2 separate regions of the Homo sapiens genome follow, and region 2 is linked to region 1. A link is a contact called in ENCODE Hi-C or POLR2A ChIA-PET data. All regions are on one chromosome and are shown on one strand. The core of a region is the stretch at or near the end of the contact, and the rest is flanking DNA. Distances in the headings are between cores, read along the strand shown.

Region 1 (5,345 bases), core at 2,038-4,537:
TTGAAGGAATTTTTGCACAAAACAGTTCTTTCATTTCAGAAATAAAATATTTACTAAAAAGTTGAGAAACAATGCAAGCAAATGCAGTAAATATTTGTTCTTCATGGAAGCAAGTTATTCCTTTACATACTCCTATTGTCTCAGTGAAGTTCTGGAGGTTTATACAAATGGAATAGATTGTGGAACTACCCCTGAGAACTACTCTTAAACATGCTACGTATTCAGGATGTCAAATTAAAGGAGTCTCTGAGGCTGCCGCTTCTCTGGTCATCTTTAATTAGACAATACTCTGGTGAAACCCTCACAATTAATATTAAGAGTTGTTCTTCTTCTACAGTAAGTGGAAGGGGAATTATGTAGTGGCTTGTTCTTTGTTATAATTTTATTGAGAGGGTTGTGGAGGAAGGATTGGAATATAATAGAATTGTTCTATTTTCTACCATTTACAGAAAACTAGATGAATCACAAAATTGAAGAAAAAATGATGCTTATCTTTTAAATATGTATTTTATAAATATTTAACTTATATTAAAATTACTTTCCACATATTACAAAATGCTCTAGGCATATCAGTGCATGTGTGCTACTCATTAAATGTTACTATGTCTTTCTACCACAGAGATTTATTTAGGAGGGAGATTGTCATGTTATTTCCTATACCTGGAATGACTCACACTTCTGTGCCTGTTAACATTTTATCCATCTGATACAATCTAGACCGTGAAACCTTTCCTAATCAAGCTATTTTTTCATAAATTTAACAACTGTCATAAATGAATTGTCTGTCATGAATGAATGAAGCAACAAAACAATGAATGACTCAGTGTGGGTTGGTTCTAAGAGTTGCATACCTTCGTAACCCCAATAGAGCTTGTTGGGGTGCCTGGAATATTAACAAGCCAAAAAAATACTTACTTTATTATTAATTATGTAGGCAATGCATAAATTGAAATACATTTATATTTCTCTCAAGAAATTCTCTCTAAATTATATTAGCTTCTGAGGAGAAAGTGTCTTTCTAGCAACCTGGCTTTTAAAACCATCATAGGCACTTTCTCTGTAAAGGTAAATAAACTTTCTTTGGAATGTGGTGAAAGAAGCTGTTAGATAATTTCTGAATGTCTGGTTTTATAATAAGGAGGGTCACTGTCCTCAAAGTTTAGCAATCACTAGACCCTGAGGGACTTTTATCTAATCTTAACCCTGCACCTGACTGCCAGGCAGAGCTAATCACTTAACCTCCCAGTGAATTAATGGGTTCATCTGTAAAACACGATTGCCATCAAAGGCATGAAAGGAAAAGACTAATGATAGACGGAATGAGGTTAGATTTAAAGATTCAACAAAGCCATCAAAATTCACAGCAAAGCCATTTTCCATTATTTCCCTCAATTGTAACTATACTGCTTTTATAAGAAGTGAATTCGACAAAAATAAGTTTATAAGAGTTCTGTTGTGCTAGTTTTTATCTGCTGGACTGATGCAGTATGTAAGAAAATTCTCTTGCTTTCAAAAATGTAAAATTTAAAGCACATTGAAAATTCATGATATTTCATGAGATGCCTAAGGATTTGAGACTCTGACAGACAAAAAAATCCCCTGTGATTTTGATAAGACTGCTAAATAAAAAAGCAGTTCATACATTATTTTTATCACCTTCCTCTTCTATTTCCTCTTTCATTTTTCTATTACATTTTGATTTTGACTTTTATGTTTCTGCATCTTTACTTTTCTCCACCCCTGGAGCAATGGGAAGTATTTTTTTGCAGGCTACAAGGTACCATTTTCAGTGTCTGATGAAGTTCTCCCTTTGGTGTGTGTCAAACAATCATTTCCAGCCTCCAGATAAAGAGACAGAGTGGCCCAGAAATGCCCTAAGCCCACTAGAGGCATGCTTGCCTAAGCTGGCTGCATCTCTCCAGTTGCAATGCACATTTTTTGGGACAATAATAAATACTGGCTCAAAAGAGAATGATGGAAAGTACATTTTTAGGAGATATGAGATCTAGGTCTATTGATGGATAAACTGATTTTTTTCCAGTCACTATAACATCTGTTCAGAGTAAGTAAGCATCACTGCACAGGGAGATGGAGGATGTTAACTGATATTGGGACTACAATTAGATAGAAGAAAACCAGAACCAAGGCACACACACTGTTCAGATAGTTCATAGGGTTATTTTAATCACTGATTCAACTTTACAGAATGAAGTTTCTCCATTCAATTTCACATCAGTAACTGCAGGTTGTATTATGTCTAAGATTGGTATAGAACAACAGCAATTTCACAATATCTAGACAATGAATGAATATTAAAAATCTATTTCATTAAAAAGCTCTTTCAGATACTGGTATCTGAAAGAAACCATGTTGGACGCAAAATATATCAAGAAATCAAGAACTCAATATAATGAAAATAAGGCTGAAGACTGCAACAGATTTGAATACAGCATGCCTCTATATTCTAGTTATTAATGATTGATTTTTAAGAAAACCTGTTTCAGTGAAAAGGGCAAGTAATCTTTTTTAATCTCACTTTAAAATATTTCCTAGAACTTTCTCATTCATTAGCTCACTTGATTCTCAAAACAATGATTCTCATTCATTAGCTCACTTGATTCTCATATTCTCATAATCCTAAAATAAATGTTATTATAATCTGTATTTTAAAGTTTAATATTTTGAAAGAAATAAATTACATAATTTGATGAGGGTGATAAATTGGGACTCCAGTCCCAATTTAGTTCACCCTGAGCAGGTCCATTCTCACATCAACCTGTTACACCATTTAAAGAAATAAAAAATGTCCATTACATATATTTTTAAGTTACATTCAGTCAAACAAGCAGTTACCTTAGCACTCAGATGTGTAAAAACCAGTGCAACAAAATTTCAGTTTTTAACAAGTCATCTGAAACAACAGAGGACATAATTTTGTCCTGTTCCCAAGATACTTTGTGTTTATGTTCCTAAATCCTAAATTCCTAAAATTGCATCCTGATAAAGAACAGTAAATTTGTTTCTCTACTATATTTACCATATTGCCTCATTACTTGATCCCTCCTTCCTTCCCTCCCTCTCCCCTTCTCTTCCATTCCTTCTTTTCTTCCTTCCTTCTTTTAATAAATGTATATATATATGTGTGTATATATATATAACCAATAATTACCAAGCACTTACAGTACACTGGGCAGAGTGCTAGGCTCTTCACTGAAAACACTTCAAAGTATAATAAGAGAAACAGGAAGCAATGAAATGAGTCAGCTAGTTTTGGAATCAGGTTAGTCACAGTTGATCTCAGCTGCAGGCCCGGAAGGTTGGGGGTGGGCTGCCTTGTATTGCAAACACATGCATCACATCACACAGACATCCTGCACGCTGGAGCACAGTAGCCTGTCAGTTCCCACTGCTGAGTCATTTACAGCTTTTATCGTAGTTAATGCCAATGATTATATATGTTAAAAGTACTTATTAATCCTTGTACCAAATATAGAAGAGGGCTCAGACGCTTCTTATCTCATGGTTCTTAAATCTAACCATGCGCCATACTCACTGGTAGTTTTACAAGGAATGGATTCTTGAGCTCCTCTAAAGAAATCAGTAGCTCCAAGAGAGATGTTTTTAAAAATCTGTTTCTAGTAAACTCTCCCAGTGATTGCTGAGTAACCTACTTAAAATGACATTGGAAAACCATACACTAGAACCCTGCTTTTGATTTTTGTTACAAGATCTAGAATCAAGTTCAAATAGTCTAGATAGTAAAATATTGTGAGAATTTTTTTTTAGTTTTAGAAATCCTACAAGAAGTATAAAACTATTGTTATAGTCCATGCAACCAAAATTCTTACCCAACTACTGGAAAATGAAGGAGTAAAAAGAGTTGGCCAGGGTAGAGACATCTGGATCCCTCTTCGGCAACCTAAGAAGATAAGTCTGTCAGAGAATAGTGATTATAATGAGTTAATGACTATATGCCTGGTTTGCTTTAGACAGCCCCATGTCATGCCTTCTGTCTTAGTATAATTATTAATCATGCTACCCATTTCTTTCTCCGAAGTGTCCCTATTTGAACAACAAGTTATTTGGTCACCCCAACTAAAAGGGAATCTTGTCAGAGACCAATGAGTGTCGTTTAGTGAATATAGAAATAATAAGCAGGCTCTATTTATTCATTTATTCAACTCAATTCAGCAACACATTTGTGCTAGCATTCGCACATGCCAAGTCCTGCATAAGTGAGGAAAGCCCCTTGCCTTGTGGAGCTTACAGTCCAGCAGTGGAAGACTCACACAGTATACAAATGAAAAACAAATTAAAAAGGATAGAGATTACAATAACTGCTATTATGGGAATAAAGAGGATGATATAATAGGATTTCATGGGATGGACAGGTGTAATGAGGGGAGGCCTTCTGGCAGACCATCATCTGTTTCAACCTCATTTTGCATACCTTCTTGTACTCCAGAAACTGGAAAGCTAAAAGCTATGTTTCATATCCTCCTCCGCAGCTAGGGATCTGGATTTAGACACAGACAACCAGATATACTCATGCGAAGCACTGATTCAGAACTAAACTGTAGAAGGACGACGCAGTGGCAGAGAAGGTGTCTACTTCACTGGCACAGAAGTCCAGTCTCCTTATTGTCAGACAGCACATAAGATGTGTTCCTGAAGGTAATGGTTCTGACCCCACTTCCTGATCCCCTACTCATGGTTATAGTAGTACAACCCTGAAGCCAGCAGTTGGGACAGCAGTCTTCTAACTCCCCAGCTTCCTGATGAGGCAGATGTAGAGGGCCAGTTCTGTGGTGGTGTTCTTGGAGTCTGGAATAGTTCCACATCAAGAGCTATTCCCAAGACCTTCTAAAAAATTGTAAGCACTAACTTACCATGTTAAGTTCCCTTCTGATTAAAATGGAGTGGTTTCTGTTATCTGTCACAGAATGCTAAGTGATAAAGACCTAAAGAATGAAAAGGAGTCATGTGGCAAATAAGGGGAAGAGAATTCCAGACCGAGAAAATAGCAAGCGTACAGGGTCAAGGCTGGGAAAAGACTTGGCACGTTCAAGCCACAAGAATAAAGTCACTGTTGCTGGAGGAATGAAGAGGTGGGAATGCGGAAAATGAGACACTGTGGGAGTCTGATTAGGGCCATGTCAGTGAGAGACAAGTTCAGATTTTTCCTAGTATATTGGGAATTCATTGAGGAGTTTCAATCAGGCATGATCTAGTTTTAAGAATATTAGACTAGATGCCTTGCAGAAAAGGAATTAAAGCAGGAAGATTAGTATAGGACTATGTCAGTAGTACTAGCAGGGGTGAGGAAAAGGAGGAATTAAATTCTT
Region 2 (5,314 bases), core at 1,472-3,971, 1.4 Mb after region 1:
TGGCATGCCATGGCAAACAATTAAAAGAGAAAAACCTCAGTGCAATCTCAGGGTGCTCGGAAATGAGGAATTACAAGGTGGTGGCATGAAAAAATTATATAAAAATCTATTTTTACATCACAATAATGTGCTTTTATACGGGTTGTAATTTCTGGATGTGCAATAAAGTGGCTTTTACATCAGGCAGAATCAGAGTTTATAGGCAATCGGTGCTTTTATCTGGGAAAATATAGCTCACCCATCTTCACACCATCCATCCTGCAGGCAGCAGGCCTTATCTTCCCCAGCACCAGTGTCTTTGGGGAAATAATTATGCAATTAAAGTGTCAGCCCACCAACCACCCACCAACCACGCCCCCACCCCCACCCTGGGATCTTCCAACCACATCTTCCAGCTTCTGTCATTGGCTTCTTCCCCAAGGTAGAACAAGCCATGGGTCCAGGACAGGGTGGCTGAGGTACCAGACAGATGCTGGTCACTGTCTCCATTGGGCCAGGGAAGATCCTGGTGGGCTCAGAGAAAATATCTTAGGGCCAGCAAGCACTCCATAAACACCAAGGATCTGCTATGGGCCAGGCACTGTGCTGGGAGCCTGGGACCCTGTCACAATTTTGTAACAGTCATGATGCAGGCAGGGAAGGGAAAAGCTCTGGCAAAGGTCAATCCAGGGAGCTGAAGGGCCACAGAGGAGGAGTTTGGGGTGGGGGGGAGTGTGGCACTGTACTCTGGAGGCAGGCAGGTGACACAGGGGAAGGTTTGAAGACAAGTGTGTCCTAGAGGGGAGGTGCCAGCCCAGGTCATGTTTCTGATTGGAGCACTGAGACAGGCATATTACAGGACGTGGTAGCTGTCCTCAGACACTGAATGTTAGTGCCAAAACTGTCCTTAAATATTATGTAGTCTGGCCCATCATTTTATGTATTCCTTTAACATATCAGATACTATATCATCAGTCAGGGGTCCAGCAGGAAACACAACACATTCCATTCAATAAAGGAATATGCACAAAAGCATATGGGCAGAGTTTAGGGAAATCAACAAGAGATGGTACAGTACCCGGGGCCAGCAAGAGAGAGCAGTGGTTACCACCCAGAGGCCTGAAGTAGCAGAGACTGGACACAGTTAATGGCACCCTTTGAGAGGAGCTGCATGAGGGCCATCAGGCAGCTGACCTGGCTTGCTGTCACCTGAAAAGTTGAGCAAAGAAGGCCTAAGTGAATGAGACACGTTTTGAGGGGAGAAAGGAGCCAGGGGAGTAAAGCCCTGCTCTCCTCTCCTGCTCCCTTACCCCTGCCAGCGCCTCTCCATACTGCTCCCTCGCCCCTGCCAGCGCCTCTCCATACTGCTCCCTCGTCCCCTGCCAGCGCCTCTCCATACTGCTCCCTCGTCCCCTGCCAGCGCCTCTCCATACTGCTCCCTCGTCCCCTGCCAGCGCCTCTCCATACTGCTCCCTCACCCCTGCCAGTGCCTCTCCATACTGCTCCCTCACCCCTGCCAGTGCCTCTCCATACTGCTCCCTCATCCCCTGCCAGCGCTCCCTCATCCCCTGCCAGCGCCTCTCCATAATGCTCCCTCACCCCTGCCAATGCCTCTCCATACTGCTCCCTCACCCCTGCCAGCACCTCTCCATACTGCTCCCTCACCCCTGCCAGCACCTCTCCATACTGCTCCCTCGTCCCCTGCCAGCGCCTCTCCATACTGCTCCCTCGTCCCCTGCCAGCGCCTCTCCATACTGCTCCCTCGTCCCCTGCCAGCGCCTCTCCATACTGCTCCCTCGTCCCCTGCCAGCGCCTCTCCATACTGCTCCCTCGTCCCCTGCCAGCGCCTCTCCATACTGCTCCCTCGTCCCCTGCCAGCGCCTCTCCATACTGCTCCCTCGTCCCCTGCCAGCGCCTCTCCATACTGCTCCCTCGTCCCCTGCCAGCGCCTCTCCATACTGCTCCCTCGTCCCCTGCCAGCGCCTCTCCATACTGCTCCCTCGTCCCCTGCCAGTGCCTCTCCATAGCCATCACCAACCAGAAGCCAGAGATGGAGGGAGTCTGCTGGTGCCACCCAGTCAGATCTGCCTGCAGGGCAGAGAGCAGGGTGGAGGGCCAATCTGGATGTGCAAACGGGAGCCTGCCAGCATAGGCACAGATTGGGAATGATCAAACAATCTGGTCATTTGGCAAAAATAGAACAGTACACCAATGGCTGTAATTTTTATGTCTCTATAGTGCAACTTTGTAGGTTTTCTCATCGCACATTTTTGGCTCACCACAACCTATACTCAGTGTCAGCTTTGACAATCTTACATGACACTGTGCTCTGTTTCACAGCTAGGGAGCCTGCATGATACAGTGGAAAAGAATTCCATGAGGCCATGTAGATGGGTTGGAGGCAGGTGAGATGGCAGTCCTGACGCAAGTGCGGAACATGCCCACCCTGAGGTTCTGCATGTCTCTTTTTGACATGTACCCCCCGCAAATTCCTCACATGCTCTCATAAAAGGACGGGGTAGGACATCTATAGCAATATTCCTTGAGGTGGTGGGAGATGGAGGGCCCACTCCAGGGAGACTGGTTGGGTAAGATGCAACAGAAGCAAACCATGGGACTCAGTAGCAGGAAGGAAACTGTGGTTCACATAGAGCATGCAAGAGTTCAAAGCAGAGCTGAGTAGAAAGAGGAAGACAGAAGTGAGATTTGTAATTCTGAACCACTCAAATAGGTTAAAAATAGCACTCACAGGCAACAAACGCATACGCATGCACACACACACACACCATTTTGCACTCTTACAAACCAAAACACTTTAGAATGGTTGGCTTTTGAAAGGAGAGGGAGAGGAGAGGAATGGCATTGAAAAAGGATAAACAGCCCCCTAAATAAAAAGAAGAGAGCCTAGACTCAAGAGACAGAACACACCTGGGCTTCCATCAAAGAAGCTGTACTGTGTGTGACCTTGGGTAGGCGTGTTACTGAGTTGTTTCATCTTGCAAACAGGAGGAAACGGTAATAAATAGATCCCGAGGCATGTCAATGTGACCTAGCTAGACCTGTCTGAGACGCTGATCCACCAAGACCTGTTCCCAGGTGGGTTGACAAAGGCCTGTGTCCCAACAAGTGTAGGGCAAAGGGCAGCCTGGGCCACTTGGAGGTGACCCAGCAGCAGCTGTGTATATGTGGTCAACATACGCGACACATCCAGAGCTCTGACAAAGCCCCTCAATCCAAAAATATGTCTCGCTGCCAGCATCAGGGGTTCCTTTCTTTGAGCTAAAGCCTCTTCTGTATCGGGGGAACCCGCCCCCAGTATTTCAACGTAGGCTCTTTCTATTTTCCATAAGTGTCAGCCAGCTGAGAAATAAGGAGAGAGTACAAAGAGAGGAATTTTGCAGCTGGGCCGCCGGGGGCGACATCACATATCGGTAGGACCGTGATGCCCACCTGAACCTCAAACCAGCAAGTTTTTTATTAAGGGTTTCAAAAGGGGAGGGTGTCTAAGAACAGGGAGTAGATCACATGCTTCAAAGGGCAAAAAGGAGAACCACTGATAAGGGTCTGTCTTCAGCAGTGCACATATTGTCTTGATAAACATCTTAAACAACAGAAAACAGGGTTCGAGAGCAGAGAGCTGGTCTGACCACAGATTTACCAGGGCCCGGTTTTTCCCCACCCTAGTAAGCCTGAGGGTACTGCAGGAGACCAGGGCATATCTCAGTCCTTATCTCAACCACATAGGATAGACGTCCCCAGAGCGGCTGTTTATAGACTCCCCCCAGGAATGCATTCCTTCCCCAGGGTATTAATATTAATATTCCTTGCTAGGAAAAGAATTTAGTGATATCTTCCCTACTTGCATGTCCATTTATAGGCTCTCTGCAAGAAGAAAAATATGGCTCTTTTTGCCCTACCCCTCAGGCAGTCAGACCTTATGGATGTCTTCCCTTGTTCCCTAAAATCGCTGTTATTCTGTTCATTTTCAAGGTGCACTGATTTCATATTGTTCAAACACACATGTTTTACAATCAATTTGTACAATTAACACAATTATCACAGTGGTCCTGAGGTGACGTACATACTCAGCCTATGAAAGTAACAGGATTAAGAGATTAAAGTAAAGACAGGCATAAGAAATTATAAAAGCATTATTTGGGAACTGATAAATGTCCATGAAATCTTCACAATTTATGTTCCTCTGCCACGGCTCCAGCCAGTCATTCCATTCGGGGTCCCTGAGTTCCTGCAACACTTCTGCACAGAAATGCAAAATACACACACACACACCCCACCCCGCCCCTAGGACTCATTTTGTTAGCGATCATTAACAGTTTCAGCCATTAGCTCTCAAGTTGGTTTGAATTTGTTGGTAGGATTAGCTCCCTATCACCTGAAAAGCTGAGAAAAGAAGGCCTAAGGGAATGAGACACATGTCTGAGAAGAGACAGAAAGAGAGAATGTGTGTGTGTGTGTGTGTGTGTGTGTGTGGCAACTACTGAAGGTGGGTAGGATGCTAGGGGCCTGGGTTCCCCAGGGAAGGCCCTGGGTTTGAAAAGAGCCCCAAATGAAGCCAGGATTGCTGAAGACAAGCATGTGAGTTTGCCAAGAGCTGCCCAGGGGTCTGAGGTGTCAGTCCACCCCTCTGCTCCCCACTCAGGTAGGGGCAGGTCCGGAGCTGCAGCATGACAGGGAATTTCAGGCCCGGAGGTCTTCCCACTTGTCACCTCTGTTTCTTCTTCTCTGCCCAGGTGGTGCACATTCTGAAAGGCTCAGATTTCTTTCATTCAACCTCCTTTCTTCCTATTTTTTCTTATTGTCTGGCTCTTTCCTGCAGAAGGAAGGAGAAGAACTGGGTGTAAACCTTGACTCTGAGCTGAGGGCTCAGATGCTGGCTGAACTTCTCATTTGCACCAGGTGTAGGAGGGAAGTGGGCAGCCCAGCACAGAAGCAGCTCTCTGGCAAACAGCTTCCTCTGTAGGCCTCATGCCCTCCAACTGCAGTGCCCTCTGACCTTGTCACACTGCAGGTAGGGGACAGAACTAAGGAGCATCTGCACAAGCACCTGGCTGTAGTGAACTGAATAGTGTTCCCCCAAAAGATATGTCCAAGTCCAGACCCCTAGTACCTGTGCATGTGACCTTACTTGGAAATAGGGTCTTTGCAAATATAATTAAGATAGTACTTGTCTTAGTCCATTCAAGCTGCTAAAAGAAAAAAATATCACAAACTGGGTGGCTTATAAACAACAGAATGTATTGCTCATAGTTCTGGAGGCTGGGAAGTCCAAGATCAAGGTGCTGGCAGGTTCAGTGTCTGGTGTGGATTTGGATTT

Evidence for each region. A loop is a pair of places that touch in the nucleus more often than their neighbours do. ChIA-PET counts read pairs that join two places held with the same protein, here RNA polymerase II (POLR2A). Pooled maps may share reads with other maps.
Region 2: a pooled map shows a loop between it and region 1 (5-fold over the local background). The contact joins two enhancer-like sites. A Hi-C loop is called at or near these places in 1 of 37 single-sample maps with no recorded cell type and 2 of 50 pooled maps. POLR2A ChIA-PET finds 5 or more read pairs at or near these places in 1 of 52 experiments (OCI-LY7).

Annotation. Positions count from the first base shown.
Region 1 is chr7:126,697,909-126,703,253 of GRCh38, forward strand. The region is part of intron 7 of GRM8 (glutamate metabotropic receptor 8); the gene reads right to left. Among named protein-coding and RNA genes, the nearest start is that of MIR592, 360 kb to the right of the region's middle. RefSeq lists enhancers at 2,837-4,036, 3,113-3,432, 4,765-4,814. Within about 2 kb of position 3,288, at least 5 of the 41 ENCODE cell types and tissues checked have a DNase peak (open chromatin) inside an H3K27ac peak, as active enhancers do.
Region 2 is chr7:128,106,235-128,111,548 of GRCh38, forward strand. No RefSeq gene overlaps it. Among named protein-coding and RNA genes, the nearest start is that of MIR593, 27 kb to the left of the region's middle. RefSeq lists an enhancer at 2,159-2,238. Within about 2 kb of position 2,722, at least 7 of the 41 ENCODE cell types and tissues checked have a DNase peak (open chromatin) inside an H3K27ac peak, as active enhancers do.